5 separate regions of the Mus musculus genome follow, and regions 2, 3, 4 and 5 are each linked to region 1. The links are chromatin loops, found by intact Hi-C in ENCODE. Cell type or tissue: left cerebral cortex. All regions are shown on one strand. Region 1 holds the start of Lrrn1 (leucine rich repeat protein 1, neuronal). Region 2 has its middle 44 kb from the start of Setmar. Region 3 has its middle 9.4 kb from the start of Setmar. Region 4 holds the start of Crbn (cereblon). Region 5 has its middle 23 kb from the start of Crbn.

The links. Hi-C counts contacts between places; a loop is a spot of excess contacts. Peaks named below come from ENCODE experiments on the same cell type or tissue, not always from the same donor. Only the 100,000 strongest peaks of a DNase experiment are listed, where the experiment ranks them.
Region 2: a loop joins it to region 1, with 2.0 times the contacts of the local background. A loop is called at or near these places in 2 of 42 quality-filtered maps.
Region 3: a loop joins it to region 1, with 4 times the contacts of the local background. A loop is called at or near these places in 4 of 42 quality-filtered maps.
Region 4: it touches region 1 in a loop (2.6-fold over the local background); 2 of 42 quality-filtered maps call a loop at or near these places.
Region 5: a loop joins it to region 1, with 3 times the contacts of the local background. A loop is called at or near these places in 4 of 42 quality-filtered maps.

Annotation. Positions count from the first base shown.
Region 1 is chr6:107,526,761-107,531,760 of GRCm38, forward strand. It overlaps Lrrn1 (leucine rich repeat protein 1, neuronal), which reads left to right and starts at 2,966. Exons shown (of 2, transcript NM_008516.4): 1 at 2,966-3,483. In left cerebral cortex, a CTCF peak has its summit at 2,767; DNase peaks (open chromatin) are centred at 2,946, 3,490 and 4,506; H3K4me3 peaks cover 2,627 bases; H3K27ac peaks cover 1,922 bases.
Region 2 is chr6:108,018,919-108,023,918 of GRCm38, forward strand. No RefSeq gene overlaps it. Among named protein-coding and RNA genes, the nearest start is that of Setmar, 44 kb to the right of the region's middle. In left cerebral cortex, no CTCF peak of the experiment used is centred here; DNase peaks (open chromatin) are centred at 2,943 and 3,403; H3K27ac peaks cover 894 bases.
Region 3 is chr6:108,053,167-108,058,166 of GRCm38, forward strand. No RefSeq gene overlaps it. Among named protein-coding and RNA genes, the nearest start is that of Setmar, 9.4 kb to the right of the region's middle. In left cerebral cortex, a CTCF peak has its summit at 2,059 (motif pointing left); a DNase peak (open chromatin) is centred at 2,069.
Region 4 is chr6:106,797,768-106,802,767 of GRCm38, forward strand. Crbn (cereblon) reads right to left here and starts at 2,320. Exons shown (of 11, transcript NM_175357.3): 1 at 2,224-2,320. The coding sequence starts at 2,290. In left cerebral cortex, a CTCF peak has its summit at 2,393 (motif pointing left); a DNase peak (open chromatin) is centred at 2,353; H3K4me3 peaks cover 1,564 bases; H3K27ac peaks cover 904 bases.
Region 5 is chr6:106,820,323-106,825,322 of GRCm38, forward strand. No RefSeq gene overlaps it. Among named protein-coding and RNA genes, the nearest start is that of Crbn, 23 kb to the left of the region's middle. In left cerebral cortex, a CTCF peak has its summit at 2,172 (motif pointing right); a DNase peak (open chromatin) is centred at 2,223.

The sequences.
Region 1 (5,000 bases):
CATTTTGAAGATGCCAGTCTTCATCAGTGCCCTCCAAGCACTTACTTGACCAGCAAATAAATTCTGGCCCCAAGCACAGGATGGATTCACCACGGCTTCACTTAGGGATGTACTAGAGGATTTAAGTGAGGAACAAATTAGATTTAGTCATGTACTCTCTCTGCTTCACTCATCTCAATGGCCAAAGGCTTTTAAGTGGCAGCGCAGACAGTATTTGCCAACACCCTTTGCACAGTTATAAGAATACAGTTTGTAAAATGTGGAGCCATTAACAATCTAAAGAATCCATCCAATATCCAACAACTAGGCCACATCCCCAACTTTATCATCACCATGTCTTCTGGACCTCCACTCAGCAGTAACCATTTTCCAGCTTCAAGTTCCTGCCCCCATTGCTGGCACACATGGTCTTCCTAGTGTTCCTCTGACTAGAGCCAAGGAAATGCAGTGACCAAGTAGAAGTAGGTTAGGCTTCCTTCCTCACTCTTACTTTGGGGAAGAGAGAAATTGGTGTAAATAAATGATATGCTTGTTTAAAAGAAATGACTCGAATGGCAGGGAGAGCATTTCTCTTGCTGGCTCTGCCAGTTTCTTGGAGTACACAGCTCTGGCATCACAATCCCCCATCTGACTCGATGTCTTTTTTTTTTTTTTTCTTTTTTTCTTTTAATCTGTAAAACCTGGCTACATCATGCCTACTGGTTATGTCTGTCAGTGCTTGCTATCTGCCACACAGTAAGACATCTGCAGGGATTGTACTTACTTATTCTCACTTAAGCAACACACTTCCTTGGACTGGGACTGTGATTAGTCCCACTTTAGAGCCAAGAAAACTAAGGCTTAAAGCGGCAAAGTGACATTCCCATGGGGACATAGACCCTAATTGCAGTTCTGAGCTTTAAAACCATATTGGCCTGTTTTCGAAGGTCATACCTTGGTGCCGGATTCACACCACCATCCTCATGGAGTCTTCTAAAACCTGGATGCTCTTACAGATCTTTGGAGTAAGCCCTCTCCATCCAAGCTCCACCTCTCCGCCGCTTAGGAGCCACCCTGCATCACACAGTGCAGTATCATCTCTCTCCATCTCCCAAGAACATACAGACTTTCCAAGTCCTCTTGAAAGGCCACATACACGTTTCTATGTCTACCAGTAACTCCTTTTAAACTCTATCCTACATGCAGTCTACATGAAAAATGAAGAGAAAAAAAAACATAATCTAGTCTAATCTAAACTCAACTTATTTTTTCTTTTTCTTTTGTCTGGCTATCTCTACAATTCACTCATTATTTAACCTTCATACTAACAGTGTCTTTCCCTAGAACCTATTAAGGTGCCCCATTTGACTACCAGTGGCTACAAAATACTATTGGGACGATATGAAGCTGATTGACAAGTGTAAGCAAACACTTTTCAGATATCTATGCAAGACGGTGGGGGGGGGGGGATATAGGGATCAAGAATGCAGGATTACTGTTATTGAATCTCTCTCCTAGCACTAACGACTTCAAAAGTAATTTCTGTGATAACGTAGTCTTCCAAATTCCCCAGAATTTCTTTTTTTTTAAATTAGGTATTTTAGCTCATTTACATTTCCAATGCTATACCAAAAGTCCCCCATACCCACCCCCACTCCCTTACCCGCCCACTCCCCCTTTTTGGCCCTGGCGTTCCCCTGTTCTGGGGCATATAAAGTTTGTGTGTCCAATGGGCCTCTCTTTCCAGTGATGGCCGACTAGGCCATCTTTTGATACACATGCAGCTAGAGTCAAGAGCTCCGGGGTACTGGTTAGTTCATAATGTTGATCCACCTATAGGGTTGCAGATCCCTTTAGCTCCTTGGGTACTTTCTCTAGCTCCTCCATTGGGAGCCCCGTGATCCATCCATTAGCTGACTGTGGGCATCCACTTCTGTGTTTGCTAGGCCCCGGCATAGTCTTACAAGAGACAGCTACATCTGGGTCCTTTCGATAAAATCTTGCTAGTGTATGCAATAGTGTCAGCGTTTGGATGCTGATTATGGGGTGGATCCCTGGATAAGGCAGTCTCTACATGGTCCATCCTTTCACAAATTCCCCAGAATTTCTTGACTTGAGTATCCCGGGGAAATAAAATCAGGTTCTCTTTCTCAAAGTTGCTGATGCTCTCTCTCTCTCTCTCTCTCTCTCTCTCTCTCTCTCTTAAAGCTGATTCCCCCAATAGCACTTATCAAAGGCTTTTCCTGAACCTTGCTTTGGATTGTCACTTTGAAGTTGAGACCCTGGTTCAGGTCTAGTCTTCAACCACTTCCACCCTCCCTTCCACACTCTTGCCTGCCTCCCACCACCCTTGCCCTCACACCGCTCTGCAGTCTGCACTTTCAATCAATCCTCTGCTAATGTGAACACAAGTTTCACACCTAACCAAACAGACACTACACAGTTTCAAAGTTTCAGAATTGTTTCCAGAAAGCCTCCAGAATTTCACAGTGGCTTTGCCTCGCAATTAAGGGTCACAGAACTACCCTGGGTTCGGCAAGGGCATTAACCATTTCAGCTGCGGGTATGTATGTATGCACCACATAGCCAACTATCTCCAAAGGATGGGTCAGATCTCATACTTAAAACTCCATTGCAGTCCCATGGAGACTATGGCGTTCCTACAAGGGTTCTTCCCCTGTCCTTGCCTTCCTCTCCCAGTCACAGTCTTTCGTCCCTATTTTTTTAAAAAAGAAGAAAATGAAAAAAAGAAAAAAGGAGTGGCTCTCTGCTCCCTGCAGCGGCTGTAGTGGCATTGCAGCGATCTGGCAGGCCCAGGGTGGCGGGCCCGAGCTGCCCCTTTGTTGGGCGGGCTACAGATGGTGCCCCAGCGCGGGACTGCGCCTAGGCGGGCGTAGCGGGCGGGAGGGCGGGAGGGGGAGGCCGGGAAGGGGGTCGGGCGGGAGGGGAGGAGACCGCTAAGCAGCCAATCGGCGCGCAGCCCATCAGCTGACCGCTTTTGCTTACACCAGGTGCACGCCGGCTGCGGGGAGCACAAAGCGGGGCGCACGGAGGGCGCCGGCAGCAAGCCGTGAAGCCAGGCGAGGGCCGTGCGCCCCGGTTTGCAGCGCTTGTCGGGCGGGGACCGGGGCCCGCGGCGTCCTCCCAGACAGTGGCATCCTTGCCACCGCACTCCGAGGCGCCTCGGGCGCCTTCCTTGAGACCGATCCTTCGCTGCCCCGCCCTCTGCACCCCATTTCTTCTACCCTCTTTCCTATTCCCGCCTGTCTCTACCACGACCCCCAAGAACGCGATTTAGCCCAGCCCCGCGCAGCAGCTGTTGCTCCCGCGGCTGTCTCGCCTTGCATCTTGGTGCTCTGCTGGGGGTCCCCCAAGGAGCCAGTGCGCGCTGCGGGCTGGGTGGAGGCGCTGCTCTGCCGGTCCTCATCCTCCGGCTAGTGGCTGCTGCTGCCACCACCACCCGCTCCGTGCGCACCCCAACACCCCTGTCAGCCCAGCCTTAGGGTAAGTGCCCGGACCAACTGGGCCGCAGCAGGAGGTGTGGGAGGCAGCGGGAGGTGTGGGAGGCAGCAGGGAGGAAGTAGAGACAAACTTGGCAGCTTGGCGGACCCTACTGCGTTTGAGAAACCTCGGGATAAGATCTCAGGGCTAAGGGGAACAAGGGGGCGCGGTTTCTCGAGCAAGGAGGAAAAACGAAGTCGGGAAAGGAGAATCTACCGATCACCCTCTTGCCTTCAAAATGAAGCAGGGCGAGCGAGAGCAATAGTTGAGAAGAAAGGCCAGACAGAAATGGGCAAAAGGCAGTGACTGGAGCTGAGGCCCCAGGATCTCAGGGACCCATCAGAGGGGGAAAGAGAAGAGAAGGCTTGGTGCTGTGATCAGGGGAAAGAAGCTGGGGACCTGGGAAGAGAGCAGACAGAAGACCCAGGGAGTTGGAAATGGGGTCAAAAGGAAAGAAAGGTGGCAGGTTGTGGGGAGAGGAAAAGGTCTCGGCAGAGGCTACGATGCTAAGAATAAAGAGCAAGGAGTGTAATTAACAAAACACTGAGGATACTGAAGTCAGAGCATTGGGGAGAACATACTCAACTGTTATGTGGTCCAAGGAGGAGAAAACTGTTTTGAGCCTAGAAGGGGTAGCTCCCTTAAGGAGGCTTGCTACAGACGTGGAAATTTCAGGGAAGTCTTGATCTTTTCCAGGCATTCTGCTCTGGGGTCAGTGACTAGGAAAGTTTGCCAGCGAGTGTCCTTTGTGCTGCAAGGAGAGGGGTGTGGGCTGCTGCCTACTGATTCGGTGCTTCCTAGGTTCCTGCGGTCACCGCTACCTCAGAGGGAAGTCCTTGGCTGGCTGGGTTCCCTCCCTTCCTCCCCCCGCCCCCAACCCTCTACCGAAAGCCTAGCAGCCAAGAGGTGCCCTGCACACTGGGTAGATTGGAAAGTTCGTCCTGGGTCTTTTGCCGGACAGGACAGCAGGCACGGATGCGCAGGCTGGAAGATTCCGTAGTAGTACTTGCTCCAGAGGGACCTTGTCTGCGGTATCCACAGCAATAGCCTCAAAGCCAACTGAGCAAAGAGTGAGGGATCAGAGTGTAAACGCCTTCGAGTGCCTGAATCACGTAGGCAAACGCTCCTAGATCGCATCCTGTCTTTAGTATGTTCATTCGCAGACCCAGATAATAAAACAAATGTGGATGCATTCAAATTTGCCAAGGAAACAACTGCTGACTTGGACTTTTTCCTGTAGCGTCTTCTGAGTCTATCCTGTTATCTTGTTTTGTAGTTCAATTTACCACAGCCATCTAGGCAATTAATATTACACACGAATGGTCATTACTTCATTTTTAAAAGGCAGAACTTGAGTGGAAAGTTCAGGAAGATTTATACGTTGACCTGTATAAAGCTGGAGTCCAAGTGATATTACTGGCTCCAAGGCCCTGTGTGTCATGAAGTCTCTAATTTGCATGCAAATGTAAGGGGATCCTGGCAGATGTCTGGCCTCATCCATTCACATGAAGGAATTTGAA
Region 2 (5,000 bases), 490 kb after region 1:
AAAAAGAAATTCACATATCTTGGATATAATAAGTATTTTGGTCATTGAAACTCAGCTATAATTATAAAGGCTAGATTGTTAAGGTTAACTAAAATTGTTAGAACTAATCACTAATGAAAACTTAAGGTATTTTTTGAAAATACAGGACACCTTGCTTAATGTAAAGTAAACATCTTTAATTTGCTAAAGTTTTTTTTAAGTTTCCTTAATAAACATCCAATGCTTCTATGAAGCTGACTTTTTCACTAGAAGTTTTACTAAAACAGACTACAAAAATTGCTTAAATATGCATTTTCTTCACAAAGTAGCACTGCGGTAGATCCAACTGAGATTATATAAATTAATGAGCAAAAAAGAAAGCTGATTTTCACACCAAAAATCATAAATCCTTGCTTGGTGTGGTGGTATTTTCCTAGTCCCAGCATTTGGGAGGCTGTAAACAGAAAGATGCTCACATTTGAGGCCAGCCTGATGCAGAGGGTGAGACGGTGTCTCAGAAGAAAGAAAGAGCAGAAAGAACAGGACAGGACAGGGGAGGAGAGGAAAGCATAAAGAGAGAAAGAAAATAAGAAAGAAAGGAAGAGGGGGGAGAAGGCGCAGTGGTGAAGAGAAGAGGCAGGAAGCAGTTGAGACAGACTGATGTCTAAGAATCACTGCTCTATACTAATTACCTAGGATTTGTATCTTTATGCTCATGTTTTTGTTTTATTTTCAGATCATTTGTTTGGACTACATGATACAAAGGCAATGATACCCAAAGGACTGGTGAGTTGTAGAACACAAACAAAATTTGACTCTTTTGTCAGTTTGAGGGGGAAATGCTCTAATTCAACCCTGCATGACTGAGTCCGACATTACTATTTCAATGATAACTGACTCATCAGTCTTCACTTGAAAGATTAAGTTGATTAGTGTTACACTGAAGCATTATGTGAAAGTCATGACAAACCTAAAATAGCTCATTAAAAGCCAGGCGTGTGGAGAAAATTATCTCAATGCTCTTAGCCTTTTATTCTGTCAGTTCAAAATGGAAAAGTAAAAAGGTCAAGGCCCTTTAAGAAGTCAGATGTGTGCTTTAAATAGTTAACAGAATTGAAACAGCCTGCATGTCTCTCAATAATTACATGTCCACACAACAAAATATTACAGAGCCATGAAGAAGTAGGTAGTTTATGTGTGCCAATGCACAACCACCTCCAAGATATACTGGAAAATGCAGACGCCAGTCATAAATAGAAGAAATGCTATGGTGCCAGGTATGAAGAAATCCAGGGGATGTGTGTATCTATCTCTATACATATATTTACAGAGAATTTTTCTGGAATAATTCATAAGAGTGAGGAATGGCAGTTACTATCCACAAGGCTAGAGGATTGTTTTGAAATAGCAAGACTTAGCTTTTCTATATATTTAATATATGCATGCGACTCCAATCCTCAAAAACCTAACTTTATTAATGAGGAGAGACTGAATACTAGGTCTTAAATGGGACATCTTTATCAAACATACACACACACACACACACACACACATACACGGGGGGGGGGGGACAGAGAGAGGAAGGGGGAGGAAAGGAGAGAGTGAGGGTAGGAGAGAGTCACAGGTTCAGAGAATGTCACAGAGGAGTGTTCAGACCTGGTGAATGGGAAGGAACACACCCACACATGCACATTCACAAACATATGCAAAATCCATGCACACCATGCATATCACACACCATGCTATATGTGATATATATATATATGTTATACATATTCATATAACACCAAAAAAATGAAAAAATAATACTGATGATGAGGGAAGTTGGAGAGACAGCTCAGTACTGAAAACGCTTGTCTTGCACATATAAAGACCTAAATCTGATCCCCAGAACTCATTCAAGAAAAAGCTGCATGTGGTGGTGCACACTTGTAATCTCAGTGCTGGGGAGGCAGAGACAAACAGATCCCTGGAGCTCTCTAGCCTACTTGGCAAGCTTCAGACCAGTCTCAAAAAAAGGTGGACAACAGCAGAGGAAAGACGCCCAAGGTTAACCTCTACACATATACATACACATATACATACATACATACATACATACATACACACGCATACACACACACACACACACACACACACGTCAACACATAATAAAAAGAAATAAAAGTTGGACTTGCTCACCCTGAGTGGACGAGCCAATATGTTTGCTGGTCCATTATTGGTATGAAGGAGATACACATTTAATAAATGCAATGTAAACCAGCCAGGCGTGGTGGCGCACGCCCTTAATCCCAGCACTTGGGAGGCAGGAGCAGGCAGATTTCTGAGTTCAAGGCCAGCCAGCCTGGTCTACAAAGTGAGTTCAAGGACAGCCAGAACTACAGAGAGAAACCCTGTCTCGAGAAAGAAAAAGAAAGAAAGAAAGAAAGAAAGAAAGAAAGGAAGGAAGGAAGGAAGGAAGGAAGGAAGGAAGGAAGGAAGGAAGGAAGGAAGGAAGGAAGGAAGAAAGAAAGAAATAGAAACAAGCCAACCATGCTCACATCTCAAGGGAACTGTTCTTTATAAGTATGAAAAACAGATGCCACCCTTGCCTGCAAGGTAGAGAACACAAATGAAACCAGGGGTGGCACTCAGTCTTCACAGAATATGGCAAGAAGAACATGGCATGATGCAGCCAGAGACGGTGGCCAAGTCCTAGAAGGACCTTAATTGTCTAGAAGACTTGAATGCGTCTGAGACAGAGTCACTTCTCAGCACAGACTGATGAAGGCACCAAACTTCCACTGGTGCTCAGCCAGCAGAACTCTGATGGCTGGAAAGCTGTAAACTAGAGATGAGACTGGAGTCTTTAAAGGCAAAGGACTAAGCTTTAAAGAAAGAGAACGAGGCCTGAAAAGTTACGCAAGCAAGCTGTGACTGTGTTCTCCGTGGGAAGCCGAGGTTCGTCAGAGTTGAGCTGGAAGCTATAAATGTGAAAAATGGAATAAAGTACAACCATTCTGTGTTTACACTCTGAGAGAGAAGGCATATGAACCAGTTACATATGCCACCTCCACAGGCTGGAAGACAGGCTTTAAATGGAGACTGCTTTCTCCCATCCACTGGTTTTATTTGGGAAGCCTACTTCCTAGGATTCCTCTCTATGGATACATTAAAAATCACTGTCCCAGATGGTATACACGCTGAAAAACTGCATGTACTATAGTTAATGATCTATTATAGAAGGATTTTCAGAGATAATTTTGACTATGTCTTTGAGCTAACTTAACAGAATCCTTAAAGCTGTGTCTTCTAAAGGATGTGATTCCAATCTACCAAATACACAGTACAGCAATCAGAAGAAAAAGAAAAATTCTAATTTTGAAAATCGTGAAGGGCAGATTTCAAGTGTTCTAGCTCCAAAAGACAAGAATGAGAGCTGACATAGATCAGTGCCTAGGCCAGTTGTCATCATAGGGGTGTCACCCAGCAACAGCAGATGTAGAGACCCACAGCCAAACACTAGGCAGAGCCAGGAGAACCCCCATAGAAGAGGGAGAAGCCAGATTGTAGGATCCAGGGGGTTGAGGACACCAGGAGAAGAAGGCCCACAGAACCAACTAAGCAGGGCTCATAGGGGCTCACAGAGGCTGAAGTGACAAACACAGACCCTATATGGGTCTAACCTAGGTCCTCTGCATATACCTTATGGTTGTGTAGCTTGGTGTCCTTGTGGGACTACCAACAGTGGAATGGAAAGCATTTCCAACTCTTTTGCCTGAGTTTGGAACCCATTGCCTCCTACTGGGTTATCTCATCCAGCCTTGATATAAGGATTTGTAGCTAGTCTTATTGTATCTTGTATCCTATTGTATCTTATTATATCTTGTTAAGCCATGTTTGATGAGTGTCCCTGAGAGACCTGCTCATTTGCTTAAGGGAAATGCAGTGGATCTGGGGTGAAAGGGAGGTGGGGGAGGGACTGGGATGATTGGAAGGAGGGAAAACTCCAGTCAGGATGCAATGTATGAGAGAAGAATAAAATAAAAATACCAAGGCACTGATATTTTTAAAAATCTATTGGTGTATTGGTAACATTTATAATAATTATAATAAAATACAAAATTAAAGATTTTAAAAACTTATATGCCATGACCTTATATTTTAAAACCCTAATATAATAAACTGATAATAAAATATAAGATAAAATCAAAAAAGAGTATGAGATGATATGTCAATTTACTTTATTAAGCCATTCCTTTTGTGCATGTTGTGCATACGCTCGTGTGTGTGTGTGTGTGTGTGTGTGTGTGTGTGACTGTGTGACTGTGTGTCTCTGTGTCTCTGTGTGAGCCATTTAGTGCACAGATATGTTGGTTTAGAGCCTATATCCTAATGACCCCATCTTAAATTGATCATCTAGAAAGACCACAATTTTCAAATAAGATTATATTCCCAGACACTGGATTTTAGAACGTCAACACATGTGGCAGAGGGAACGGGGACCCAATTCAACCCATAGCCTCTTGTCAAGGAGGGAAGTAGGTTATGGGGACTCTGGTAGGCAGAAAAAAAAAAAACATGCAGCAAGAAAGAAATGCATAAAAATGAAACTGGACAGGAATGAGAAAGACATGTTGTAAGATTCGCACATGCCTTTGGTGGCATCTTCACTGTGCATGTGACATAAGCCACAGAAAGACTACTGTACTTCTAGTGTGAGGAGCAGACACACACACACACACACACACACACGCACGCACGCACGCACGCACGCACGCACACACGCACGCACGCTCAACTGCAGAGACAAGAAAAACATTTGTAAGATTGCTGTAGTTTCAGTTCAGAAGATAAATGAGAGAATGGGTTGATCACACTTCTGTATTGGATAAAGGAAAGTCCAGAGGTAAGGGAAGAGAAGTTGACATCTAGAGATCACTTCCCATAGGGCCCTTGCTGTAAGACACCTTAGTCAACGCTCATAACACCACCATCCCAGTGGTGGCAATACTCAAATCTTTTACAATTACAGTTACTGA
Region 3 (5,000 bases), 530 kb after region 1:
ACAACCAGGTATAATTTATCAAGAGGCAAAATATCTTTTCACTTAACAAGATTGCTTCTAGGATTCACATTTGTCTATATGGATACATATTACACACTCAAGTATATTCATAAGGTACTATGTTTACTATGAAAAATAACCTAAACTCCACTGGTAAGCAAATAAGATAATATATTATAGTAGCTATGGAAAAGAATGAGGCAGCTTACAGGTTGTAACTGACAAGAAATAGTTCCACTCAGAAGAGCATAAAATATGCATGTAGTATGAATGTTTATGCATGTAATGAAAAAGTTCTACAAACTAACATGGGGTGGATATGAGAGGACTTTGGGTATTTGCATTAACTGAAAATGTTAAGGTATGTATTAATCCTTACGTCATTAAAAGCAACACATGTGCCTGTATATCCATCATTAAGACATTTTTATATACTTAGAAAAGAAGGCTACACGTTCTACTACTATAGAATGTAATAACAATTAAGCTGGGGGCAAGAGTACACTGATAAGTAATTACAACTTTGTGTACCATTAACCTTTCGTACACAATATGCTTACCAGGCTTGTAAAGTTAGACTGTTAGAAATATTAAATAAAATTTCAAGTGAAAAGAACCAAGATATCTCCCAAATATGCTGACTAGAAAAACAAGGTGTGAATCGATGACATACGGCATTCACACAAAGTGGTGACCACACCCAGCCTTGCCTGTGAAGACATACTGTGTATCCGTGGCTTTCAGAAACAATTCCTTTAGAGATACCAGGAAACACAGCAGGTTGCCACTGTATTATCTGACAGGCCAGTGAGGAATCACCCCAAAAGCTACACAAAAAGAGAAAAGATACTTTCCAAACTAGGTGCATAGTTACATTTGTATGTTTAGACAAAATTATGATAGAAAAGTGCCAAGCTTTTAAGGGAAAAAAAAAACCACCACAAATAATACATAAAATGATTTAAACTCTAGGTTACCAAACATTTGGTTCATAGTGACTGATTTGTCCCTACTAATTTTGGCATCATGTCCCTAGGCTTTATAAAGTAAATACCAAGAGTATTATTAGGCCCAGATCACTTACTAATCACCCATATCCTAACCAATAACTGCCATTTAGAAAGATTATTCGCATAATTTTTTTTAAATATTGTTTATCACATGTGGGATCTGTGTGCTTAGCTGTCAACCTCTCTAGCCTTGGAATCAGCATGGTTGCTACCCTTCATTGCCCATAACACACGGATGTTTGTGGTCCTTGTTCTCTTTCACAACAACCACCAAGACCTAGGCCCCCAAAGACAAGGCCTCACTGAAAGGAAGACAGCAACTTCTCATATTGAAACCGCAAAGTACCTAGAGCCAGTAATAGGCCCAGGTATAGAATACTGTTGTATTTTCCATTGAATACTGAAAAACAAAAAACAAAAAACCTGGAGCAACCTTGCAAGGTCCCCTGAGATTCCCAGAGACTGCAGTGTAGTTTGGGAGTGGGACACATTTCCTTCCTGGTTCTTCATTTGTCCTTATTTATGCTCATAAAATTCTATCATATTGGAATAGTGGGAGCCTGCCACCAAGTCTGACAACCCAAGTTTGATCCCCTAGACCCGAATGATAGATGCCTCCAGCTTCTGGTGCCATGACACTCCCGATCCCCCACCAAGATAGGCCATAGAATTTTGAACCAAAACAAACCAGTCCTTCCTTAAGTTGCTTTTGTCAAATATGTTATCCCAGGAACATGTTATTAATACAATTAGACGTAAGATAAATAAAATATGCTCCCACATTTAATATCTCTATATGGATTTGTCAAGCTTACACTCAGTCATCTAAGATTTTCTATTCAAGTTAAAACTTCAACATAATATCTAAAATTATATAAATATGAGTTTTTTTTAAAAAATCACAGAAAATAAAGTGTATTTCTCTATAATTCCTAGTCACAATTCTTACAAGCATTCTTTTAGGGGAAAAAAAAAAGATTCCTGTTCTCTTCATGGAAAATGGGTACTTTATTATTTGTAGGTAATACAGAAATGGACAGAGCTGTCCTGCCACCTTGTGGCTGCAAGGGAAACTGCTGCTTCAGCGCCAAAGGCTATTTCAAGGATGTGAAATTGTTAGGTTCCTACCCTCAGTGTCTCTGGTTTTATGTGGAGTTCCTTAATCCACTTAGATTTGACCTTAGTACAAGGAGATAGAAATGGATCAATTCGCATTCTTCTACATGATAACAGCCAGTTGTGCCAGCACCATTTGTTGAAAATGCTGTCTTTTTTCCACTGGATGGTTTTAGCTCCCTTGTCAAAGATCAAGTGACCATAGGTGTGTGGATTCATCTCTGGGTCTTCAATTCTGTTCCATTGGTCTACTTGTCTGTCACTATACCAGTACCATGCAGTTTTGATCACAATTGCTCTGTAGTACAGTTTTAGGTCCGGCATGGTGATTCCACCAGAGGTTCTTTTATCCTTGAGAAGAGTTTTTGCTATCCTCGGTTTTTTGTTATTCCAGATGAATCTGCCGATTGCCCTTTCTAATTCGTTGAAGAATTGAGTTGGAATTTTGATGGGGATTGCATTGAATCTGTAGATTGCTTTTGGCAAGATAGCCATTTTTACAATGTTGATCCTGCCAATCCATGAGCATGGGAGATCTTTCCATCTTCTGAGATCTTCTTTAATTTCTTTCTTTAGAGACTTGAAGTTCTTATCATACAGATCTTTCACTTCCTTAGTTAGAGTCACGCCAAGGTATTTTATATTATTTGTGACAATTGAGAAGGGTGTTGTTTCCCTAATTTCTTTCTCAGCCTGTTTATCCTTTGTGTACAGGTGGTGGGACTCTAATTCCACACCTCCAGATACAGGTCAAATACAGCCAGCCATCCCTAATTGCAAATGAAAACCACAAGTGAAATGCTCTACTATAAATCCTTACCACTTCCTATTTTATAAATTCAGTTGATCTCTTCTACAAGGCTATGTATTTTGAGGAAGAGTGAATAACCACCTTCAGGGGGGTGATAAAACCAGCACGGAAATGTCTGCTCTTACCAGGAGTTTAAAATCTCAAGTCAGTTCTCAAACCGAAGCTTGAAATTCGGTGTATTTATACAATGGAAATTAGACTGCTGTCCCAGAGAGCTGTGGCAATACAGACTTGTAATCCCAGTAAGACTAGAGAACAACTTGGACTACCTAGAAAGAGGTCGTCCCCTCCCTCCCTTACCCTATCCCTCTCCTCCCCTCTCCCATGTATATAGTATATATTTTTAATTTAACCCCTCCATATTTATTTTGTCTACAATTATCACATACTAGAGAGTGGAGGTGATATTGTGCACTGCACAAGACTGTCATAAGAATTAAATAACCAAAATAAAGGGCTTTGTGTAGTGGCTGGTGTATATTTTGTGCCCAGTAAACATTACAAGAATATTCTCGCACAATCCTATCATAATACCTTGTAGGTAGTATACCATGAATAAATACTCAACTATTAATATAAGTAAAATCAAAATTTTCAATAGGATCTTTGAGATTTGTGAACAGTGGCCGTAGGTTATAGGTTGAAGTAGGCCAAACCTTTAAAGTGGATATAGCTAATGTAGACATCACCTCCTTTGCTGTGCTTACACCGGCAGGCAAGCATACACACTTTCACACACCTTGAAATTCCTGATTGTTCTCTCCCTCCTTTCTCTCTCTCTCTCTCTCTCTCTCTCTCTCTCTCTCTCTCTCTCTCTCCTGGTCCTTGCATTATATCCTAAAGTGTTTTCCTTTTCTCCTTTTAACCACTTCATTTCATGCAAAATAAATAATGTATGCCTCATTCTGTCCATAGAATGTCCGCAGTGAATAACAGATCACTGCGGACTTCATGCTTAGTGAATAAGCATTTCATAGTTCTCCAAGGGGAGAAAACGAAGTCACGTTTTACCATTCCACTCACGGATCCCATGCTCTGGGAGCAGAAGGAAATGGGTTCTTTGTATTGACCTTTGGGGAGAGACAAAATTAAGCTTCCAAGCACAGAGTTGAAAACTAAATTGCCATGCAGCCCAGACACTTTGCACAAAGAGAAGCAAGAAATATCCCTGTCTATTATGGTTGCACAGGCCACATTTGCAAAGGCAGAGTCCATATCTGTCTCTGACCTAAGGAGGCTTTCTCTCGTCACCCTTTACCAAAGGTCGTGTGCATTCTCTCCCGCCTGGGCTTCCCTGTGTGCGTTCCCTCACCTCTCCACCTGCATTACTCATCCCTAGCACCACATTGCTTTAGCTTCAGAGTGGCATCTGAGAGCCACCTATGTGGAAGGATCTGCCAGCAGCTTCATTCAGTTGCTTGGAAAACATTTACTGAGCATGAAAAACCACTAGTTGTGAAAAACAGGCTTGGAATATGATTTACTCCAGATGGTTTGGAACAAAATTCGAATTGTTCAAATGTAAATGTATTCATCTAGCATAAATTGCCCTTCCTTATCCATGATTAATTAGGACAGAGATGTTTTCCATGCAGAAAATAAAAACAAGTATTGGCTTTTCTTGAAGATGACCATTTTCACAGGAATGTATAAATAATGGCCATAGGCATCTTTGACTTTAAAACACACAGGTGGGGCCAGGGTTATATAGCTCAGTGGTGATGCACTTGCCAAACGTGCACAAGGTTCAGTCCCCAGCACTGCACAATAACAATACGAATTTAAATTTTTAAAAGCATAGGCCGAAACAGACAACTGTCTTCAAGACTCTGGTCAAACACGAGGCAATTTTGCTTAATGGAATTTCCTTCAATATTGATTGGCAGCCCCATCCAAGAACATACAGATAGCGCTGTGTGTCGCAGGAAGAGGCAGCATCCTAGTAGAAATAAGATGAGTGAGAAGTCCCACAAACATGGATGCACCTGTATTCTATAGGATGATGTAATATACAGAATGTGATTTGCCTCAGGCTCCACTCCAAAGAACAATGTCAAACATGA
Region 4 (5,000 bases), 730 kb before region 1:
TTAAAATGCATAAGGTTTCATTACAAATTGGTCAGCTTTTCCATTTTTGAAAATTATTATTTACACCAAACTACCTAAAAGGATGTTCTTATGAAAAAACATGAAGATTTTACTTTATTTTTATTATAAATTCCTAGATAAAAGGCTCTGTCAAAGAGAAGAACATAATTCAAGTGGTATGCAGATAGTTTCTATTTAACATTTCTAAACATGATTTTATTGACAATAGGGAAGTTTATCAAGCGATAAAGACGAAGCTAAAATAAGAAAAACATTCTGAATTTAATTTTTTCATCTACAACTCCGAGAATGTAGATTTTACTTGACATTTGGAGAGACCCATTCTCTTCTTTACTACAGCAAGTTTAAAGTACCTGCTATTAGCTCCAGGGCTAATACACCTGAAATTTCCTATGTTTATTCTTTAAAAGAATTTGCTTATGAACAGGCTATAATTAACTTCTCCAACTTGGTTATGTTTTTATTTGAGCACTTAATTTGTCCAATATGGATTCTTCACACCTAAAATGTTAAGCAATTCCCTTAGCTGTTAAGGATGATCACTTTTCAAAGCAAGTTACACTACATGAATTCAGGGGACAAGCCAAAGTGTCTCCAGAAATAAAACTATTATAATTTGGAAACCCACTATTCTATATCTACAACATCTGTGAGCCTCTTCCTTCTAATATTTCAAATTGAGAAACTACAGAGTTTTCAGAGCTCCCGGTGGCTCACACAGAAGCACCTGATGAATGCCAATAGCGGGGGAGCACCCTTCTCCTACTCCACCACTTTCCCTAAACGTCTGCTCCATTCACAGTGGAGCTGCTGTCCCTGAAATCTCTTCTGTTGAAAGATGATCACCTTTAGGAACTGCCGCGAGTACAGCTCAATAACCAGTGGCTTACAGAAAAGGTGCTTTCTATGCACTGGCCCTGCACCCAGCATTTCTTCTTCTGTCTACACTACCACCAAGGAACACATTCACACCTGAAGCACACCTTCTGAGGCAACAAACTGAAACCTGAAATTATTTCTTCACACCCCACACAAAAAAGTTCCTAACTGAAATGACTAAGGATGCACGGTTTCAACAATGTAGGACTAACCTAGTCCACAAATGAACCCTAAGTGAATCTCCATCACAAGATTTTCAAATCCCACAATAATCCCTACCCATGAAAATCACAGCAGGAGTTGGAGACATAGCTCAGAGGATTTGGGAGTGCCTGGTATCCAATCCAGCAAAAAACACAAACCCAGTACACCCAGCAGCAGTTGCTTATATGGCTCTAAATGAACTGCACCTGTGATTGTAATTATTCTCAATAGCCTTATCCTAACTGTGACCCTCCTAAAAGTAGCCGACTGATGTTTTTCCTACAAACAAGGTTAACAGACTGCATGGCTTTTAACTACAACCAAAAGGCTCTGGCAATAGTCTGTGTTTCTACAGCATTCTAAGAACAGTCCGTACCACTAGTTCATCCACTTTCAGCATTCAATACTGCAACATAAGTTGTCATAAACCATAAAGGCATAAAGTAAGCAGGAGAAATCGGTAATACCGTTCTCCTGAGTACCCTAAAAGTAGGCATATTATTTGCAGACCTGAGAAAAACCGCTAAATAACTACCTCCACAGAGAGATAGCTAAGAGATACCAGCTGTGGTGGCAGATCAGTACACCGCGCAGCCCTATCTGCAACTGTGTGACCTTCCACGTCACTGGATGGTATACATTTAACAACCCGTCGATAAGTTTCTCCTCCATAAGCAAGGCTCTGGACAGATGACAGGTGTAATAATAAAAGCAGAAATGCACGCAAAGCATTCACTGCGGGGCCCACGACGTGCAAATGCCTACTGCATGTTAGCTGTCAGTCTTATGAGAAAGCAGATGAGCAGGAAAAGTAACGGCTGCTAATGTCACCCGGTTCTCAACTTCGCCTACTCCCACAAAATTTTCAGGGAGGCCGGCTTGGGAGAAAGATGGAAAGGAATGGGGGTCCCTGCTCTGGGAAACCAAAGTCCGTGGCCCCAACATCCCCGACAGCCCAGGAGACAGGCCGGGAGGAAAGCGCAGAGCTGCGGAGGGCGAGGCTCACACGGGAGGCTTCCCACCGGCCGCTGCGCCCGAGTAGCTGTCCCCGTCCTCCCTGCGGGATCGGCCCCGGTCCTCGGTCTCCACCCACGGCCAGGCGCCCGTCCCGGAGGTTACCAGGCAGAAGCGGCAGGTGGTTTCCCATGTTGTGCGCAGCGTCCTGCTGATCTCCCTCGCCGGCCATGTCTGTTTACCCGCAAAGGAGCCTGGGAAAGGGCGGTGCCGGCACGCAGGGGGAGGGTCTGCGATACGCCGCCGCCACGCTCCCGGGCCACAGCGCCCCCTGGCGGCTCCAACGAGGCGAGCCGAGAGCGGCACAGCGGAGCCAAATGAAGAGGACCATCTTTAAGGAGGACAAGAAACCCAAAGTTATCCATGACCCACTGACCCCACACAAGTTACACAGCTCCCTTCTCAGCCACAAAGACGTTTTGACAGGTGGGAAACCCAAGTCTGTGTTTTTAGTGTCCACTTGGAGCAAACACGTCCTTATACAGCATCCTCTTTTGTCTGGAAGTATGGACTGTTCCAGGGGCCGTTGGAATATAGCAGATTTTTAAAACGATTTCAGTAGCCCTCGGATATAGCCCCAAATTAACATGTATCAGTATGAAGCAAAGATTTGCAAGGACAAAAAAGGCTGATAATCACCTGGAAAATAAAACTGTCAGTATATAAACTAGCCTAGTCATAATGGCTTCACTAAGAGAAAAATGGATCAATGTATGGTAAAAAACAATTACAACATGCTAAAAGAAAGAGAATTGTCTAGCACTGGAGTTGTGGATGGATTTTTTTTTTCCAATTTTAAGAGTGTATACAATATATTTCTAACACGTTTTCACTGAAGAAAAGAAAATAATGGAATGACAAACGATATCTAAAGAAGGAAGTAGTGGTAGTAGGCAGAGAATAAGAGGAAGGAAAAAAAAGTAAACTAATGAATCTGAGGTTTGAAGACATTTTTACCCCAAGAAAAAAATGCTGCATTAAAAAAAAATTCACAACCCAAAAACACGTTGGAATGGTAACTGGATCCGATAGGCGTTTCCTATGGTGACCAACACATAGGCCAGATTAGACCAGATTAAAAGTAGGTAAAGGCATAGTTATCAGGAGGCAGCTCTAAGGGGAGTTCGCTGGTCTCACAGGTGGAGGTCAGTGAAGTCAAACACCCAGGTTTAAGCAACGTGACTTTATAGAGTTTTGGTGAGGAGTGATTACTTGTTGGTTAGGAGATGGGGTTGTTGCCCATACCTGGTTAAAAACTGATCCCCTGGCAGCCACTCTTGGGTGGGTTCCAGGAAATGCTGACATGTTAGCCCGGAGTTTTCTCCAAGACAGAGGTGGAGTTTTCACTCCGCGGTTGGGGATCAGGGAAGGAGAGTAGACTGGGTTTCCCAGCTTGTACAGGGGAAGAGCAGGGGTTCAGCCTAACACTATCAATTCCATATCACTCAGCCTTCTGTCCCTGAGTCACTCTGGCCTTGGCCAAGTCACTTTTATATCCCCAGGACTCAGTTTACCCAATGTTAAAACCAGAACGCAAATGTCCCAGATGTATTCCCTTTAATAGCATATACAATATTGATGCCTTTTATGATCGAGTTAAAAACAGCTGCATGAGCCATTGTAATGAGTTAAGGTGTTTTTCTCGCTAGTAAGAGGACAATTCAGGTCTAGACCACCAGAGAGCATGGAACATAGATGGTGACTGTTAAAGAGAGAACAAGAAGTTCAACCAAGTGATGAATGAATGTGCATAGCTGTACACACACACACATATTTTTGTTGTCGCTGGATCAATTTAAATACAGTTCACAGAATTTCAATAAATTGTTTAGCTGCAGAATTTTCTATCTCAGCAAGCATCTGGTTTCTATTTTATATATCTATCTGTGCATGTGTAAGATGACACTTTTTGGTTCACAGGGGAGCAAGTGTGTCAGTGAGTATGGTGGCCAAAATATCAACCTAGAGTTTTATTACTTGGGAGTAATACACCTGGTTTATTGTGGCAATGTCTTTCATTGGCCTAAGAGTAAGCAATTAGGCCAGGGTGACTCCCCAGTGGTCCCCAGGGATCCAGTGTCTCTGCCTCTGTTGTGTTGGAGGATATTACAAGTGAAGCTTACCACACGACTGGATTAAAAAGTACATTTTAATATAGATTCTTGAGATTGAACTCGGGTCCTCATGCTTGCACAACAAACACTTCAGCAACCGAGCATCCTCCCTAGCCCAGAGTAGGTAGTCTCTAAATAAGGAAGCTCTTACTTTGCTGGTGGTGTCTCAAAAGTGCCTTTCAATTATCTGAACCCCGAGTCAGTCAGTCAAGAATTGTCTGTGCCACATCTCATACCTCCTGCAGATGGATCGGCGGGGGATAAAATATGGAGTGAAAAAAACAAATTAATTAATTAATTAAAAAAAAAGAATTGTCTGGGAAAGAAGGAATCATTGGGAAGAACTTAAAAAAGTTCTCCCCCCACCCCCTGTCTCTCTCTCTCTCCTGTTTCTCACTTGTAGCCATGCTCCAGTATCATCAGAGCCCCCATTTGTATGTCTTTCCCGATTTTCTTTTATCTCTGCTCCCTTTAAATTCACTACCTAGTTCTTTTCATTCTTCCTGTCATCCCTCTAACGTGGACACATGTATCTGTAGCTTTACCTTTCAGTAAGGCTCACAAGACGTGGCACTGGAAAAAAGTACTGAAGCAAGCACACTTCTTGTATTAAAGCCCTACATACTAGAAGTAATCAAGAACCATGATCATATACTGGTGTGCATGTGTGTGTGTGTGTGTGTGTGTGTGTGTGTGTGTGTGTGTGTGTGTAGTAAGCCAGGTAGGAGGACATCTTTTCTTTAGAGTACTCTGTCAAATGCTGGGTCT
Region 5 (5,000 bases), 710 kb before region 1:
TGACAAAATTACTCAGTTGCCAAAGGGACATGGTATTTAAAAGAAAAAACAAAAATGGTCACACAAAATTGAGGGGTTCAAAATATTATTTATAAGAAACTTATGAGGTCCCAAGGATCTTTGGACCTTGGAACATTCAAGGTTCTGCCTTCTGCCCTTGTCTTTCTTCAAGTGTGTGAATATGTAATCTTTCATCCATCATCCACACCTACAAGTGAGTCACCCACACAGACTGTGCGTCAGGAAGACCTGTGATATATGGATGGACAAAAGACAGTGTGCTCCTACATGATTTATAGAAATTCACCAAGGTACTCAAAAGTGTGTCCTGAAGCTCACCTAAACCAGGATGCCAGGAATGTTAGATTCCTGTACTTACACATCTATAGAGGTGGAAAGAAGCAACCTTGACCTGTGCTTGACCTATGCAATTCAACAAGCTCTCAAGGTGATATTAACATACTGTCTTAGAATCAAGTGACAAAGGAACTGAATTGGACTGGTAGATACCACATTCCTGCCCTCTGCACAGTTCTGTGGGATCCTGTCCAGGAGTTGAAAGAGGATAGGGAGTGGGGCAAACAGCCAATTAGGACATGCCCTCTAATATTCCAAGGCTTTATTCCAATTGTCTGTGCTTTATTTTCTTTGGGATGACTGTCAATGTCCTAATGAAGTGAACATTTCCCTTAACAATCATCTGGGAACCTGTAAAGACGCTAAGTGCAATAAAGTCCACAAGCTGAAATTCTATGCAATATAAAATTTGAACTTATGTACAATTCTGTTTTTACTTTACTTCTTTATCGGTTATTTTCCAGTCCCCCCCTCCAGAAAATCCCCTATCCCATTGTCCTCCTCCTGCCTCTATGAGGGTGCTCCCCTACCCACCCACCCACTCCCACCTTACTGCCCTAGCATCCACCTATGCTGGGGCATCTAGCCCCCACAGGAACAAGGACCTCCTCTCCCATTGATACTTTTCTATTATGTCCTCTTGCTCACAAATAGATTCTTCTTATGATTCCCCTTCTCTCTGTCTCTCTGTCTCTCTGTGTCTCTGTCTCTGTTTCTCTCTGTCTCTCTGTCTCTCTCTCTCTCTCTCTCTCTCTCTCTCTCTCTGTGTGTGTGTGTGTGTATGTGTGTGTGTGTTTAAACAGCACTAATCAGAATTCAAAGTATAAATTGGATACCATTAAAGGCATGTTTGATGTGACCTAAGTTCATATTCACGAAGCTAGACCCTGGTACTTTCTTTCTATGCATGCAAATTGGCCCAGTCAGCAAGTTAGGAGCCTCCCAATGGCAGGGCTTAAATCGGTTATCCAAATGTCACTTAATAACCCCATAGACTCTGGCAAACATCAAAATGTGATTTTCCCAGGTGTTCTGACTTGACTATTGATTCAAAGAGGTACCAGTTCATTGGTAAAGCCACAGCTTCTGTAAGAGGGCTTCTCATGACTCATGACACATCACTGAATAATGGATGCCTTATCCTAACAGTCTCGCTTTCAGCAACATGACCTGAATTGCTGCATCTTTTGAAAGTACTAGAGGTATGCATTTAAACTAGTTTTACTGAATTTTTGAGGAAACATCAGTTCACATCAGTCACGGAGATTTTTCTAATTTATGCTTTCCTACAAAGTGCTCTCATTAGTCTTATTTGAAAGATAAATTTTAGTTATTCAGCCTTCTTTATTAGTTATCATAATTTGACACATATTTGTTGAGTGCCTGCTGTGTGTCAGGGGCAGTGTTAGGCATTTGGGTATGTAATGCTGAAACACTGAAATAAAAATCTCTCACCACAAGGAGTCTATTAAGTTCTAATATAGACCAGAGGGGAAAACAAAATAATAAATAATAACGGAGAAACAGAGGAGATGATGCAGAGAACATGAAGGGAAGTGGCTTTAGGCTGAACAGAAAACAATTGCTTCCAAGTTCATAAGCCCGTATTAAGGCATAAATGTCTGGTAAGGGTTTTGTATCTGCTCTCTTTGTAATTGCCCTTGGTCTCACAATAAATATTTTACAATATGAATCTAGTTCATTAACACTGCACAAGAGTCAATGTTCATCATATCAGAATTCATATTTTATTTAATGATTAAAGGTAATGAGAAATTTTAGTGTGTGCACAGTTCAAACTGTGACTTAAAGCAGGACTGCAGAAATGTACAAGCCACAAGATGGCGTGGTTGATATTTATACAGAAAGGTTTGTGGTGTGTGTGTGTGTGTGTGTGTGTGTGTGTGTTGGTAACATTTTGAGAACTGTGATCTCTGTCTCTTTCTCCCTCTCTCCTCCCTCCTCTCTCATTGCTATCAGTGAAGCACAAAATGAAAGTATACAAGAAAATGAATTTCTCTTTAAAAGTACTCAACTAGAAATTTAAAAAAGAAAACACCTCCAAACTTGTACCTGAAAACCAATGTTAATTGTGTGAGCAATTTCTACTAGAAAATTTGACTTTACAAAATGTTGTCAATAACATGAATTCTTCTTTTTCTAAAACACATTTGCCACTAGTACATCCTTTCTCCTCTCACTTTCATAAAGATTATTAAGTATTCACAAACAAACAAACAAAACAGAGAAAATAGCTTGGACTTTAGTCAGTGGCCTTGCCCTTTGGTGTATATCTTTTTTATGGGTCAAAATATGACAAATCTGTGCCTTTGACTTCAGCCCCTTGCAGGCTCCCCTTCCCCAGTATTGTGACACAGTTCCCTGCTGAAGCAGTCTCACTGTCACCTTTCACTGGAAGGAGATGCCTGCTATGCTCTCCACTCTAACTGGCTGCCCTTGCCACACTGTGAACTCTTTCCGTCTTTGTTTCTGTAGATAACTCTCTGGAACCTTTAGGCTTGTGTTTAGAATTGAGCTTTCAGATTTATTTATTGTTTCTCAGGCAGTCCCTTTGTGTGGCTTCTGTTTCTACATATGAGCCTCCATCTCTCTCTCCCAATACACACAACACAGCCCTGATCTATCGATTGACATTTTAAAGCTTACTGCCACTGCTGATCTTCCTTCCTTCCTTCCTTCCTTCCTTCCTTCCTTCCTTCCTTCCTTCCTTCCTTCCTTCCCTCCCTCCCTCCCTCCTTCCTTCCTTTCTCCGTCCCTCCTTCCTCCCTTCCTCCTCCTTTCTTTCTCTCTCTCTCCTTTTCTTTTCTTTTCTTTTCTTTTCTTTTCTTTTCTTTTCTTTTCTTTTCTTTTCTTTTCTTTCCTTCCTTCCTTCCTTCCTTCCTTCCTTCCTTTCTTTCTTTCTTTCTTTCTTTCTTTCTTTCTTTCTTTCTTTCTTTCTTTCTTTCTTTCTTTCGTGATCTTATCCTCCAGCCAGTCGTCATCCTTACAGAGCTACAAGGATTTCTCATGGTTTCCTTCGCTCTGGAGGTACCTCCTTATACATTTCAGTTCCAGTACACCCAGGCAGAAGACTGAATAACTCAATCTTCACACTTTGCTAACTGATTATCCTCACACTGCAGAAGCTTTCTGCAGCCAGGATTCTTGATTTAGGGTCCTAATCAGTTCATACTTTCTATTTGAAATTTTGGAGTCCACCTGACTAGTGGATACTCTGGAATGTGGCCACCAGTCTTGATTGCGATATTTCCTGTGGGATCATTTGGTGACCTTCCAAGATCTCTGAGTCCTCTAGAAAGTGAAGGCTGTGGTGCCTGCTCTTAGAGAACACTTGGCCTTTAACATTTTATAAGTCCATAACTAGGTGATATGTACTTTGCACAACCTCTTTCTATACTTTTTGTTGACTTTTGTTTGTTTGCTTTTTATTTTCAGGCCTGGCTGTCATGGAACTTAACTATGTAGACCAGGCTTGCCTCGAACTCCCAGAGATCCGATCTTCCAGACTCTACCTCCTGAGTGTTGGGATTAAAGGCATGTGCCACCACTTCCCAGTTTTTTGTTGACTTCTACCTAATATGTACTGCTATTGTGTGTTAGTGGTGAAGTGGCAGGTGGCTGGTTAGAGGCTAGGGATGAGCCCTTTAGTTCCCCCATCTATAAAAGCGTGTTCTCCCTTCTGCAAAAGTTAATAACAAAATTAGGACAAACACCTTTTCTTTTAAATCCTGTTTAAGTGGCATAGTGACTTTTACAAGTCATCTTTTAAGTCCCATTTTGAACAATGGTAAGACCAAACAAGTTAAATACAGAGTGATATTAAAAATGATAATTTAACCTTCAAAGAATGGATAGGTCTCTCAGTGACATTTCTCTTGGACAAAGAATAAATGCAAGTCAGCTGCTCCCAAGAGCAGGAAAGGGTCTCTGTTTACCCCCTGCTTTCGACAGCTTCTGACTTTTACCCTGGAGCTGTGCATTGGTACTGTTGCCAAGGCTGCTTCCCATTCTGCGTATTCAAGCTTGAGTACTTACCAAATGATGCTGATCCTGAACTGCTTGCTCTACAAGAACCTCCACTCTGAATAAAGCAGGAGGATCTGATCCAATGCCCTACACCACCCGTACTATTTGTTAATCTCTGCTCATTCAGTGGTAGAGTGGTGGTTCCACACACCTCAGTCTTCAAACCCTGTGAGTACTTTTTATGGAAAACTAGAACTTTGCAGACCCCTTTAAAGTAAGTATCTTGAAATGGAAAGTATTGAGGATGCCATGAGTGAGTCAATATAGTAACAAGTGTTTCCTAAAACCACAGTAAGGTTGTCTTTCTGAATGGAAGGAGATGCTTCAACAGAAACATGGTTGATGTGATGTGAAAACGGGACCACGAGACAAGTAATGCAGGAAGCTGGGAGAAACTGCAAGAAAATGGAGGTCAGAATCAGTTTTCCTGCTCTTTTAGCTTCTTTCCATTGAGTTGCTAGGATGGGCTAAAACCTCTTCATTATCACACTATGGAAGTCCTGAAACTGAGTGGTCCTTGGTAGCACTCTAAGCTAGCAAAAGACACTCAAACTATAATCTTCTGCTGAATTGTACATATTTTCATTTGTGTTTTT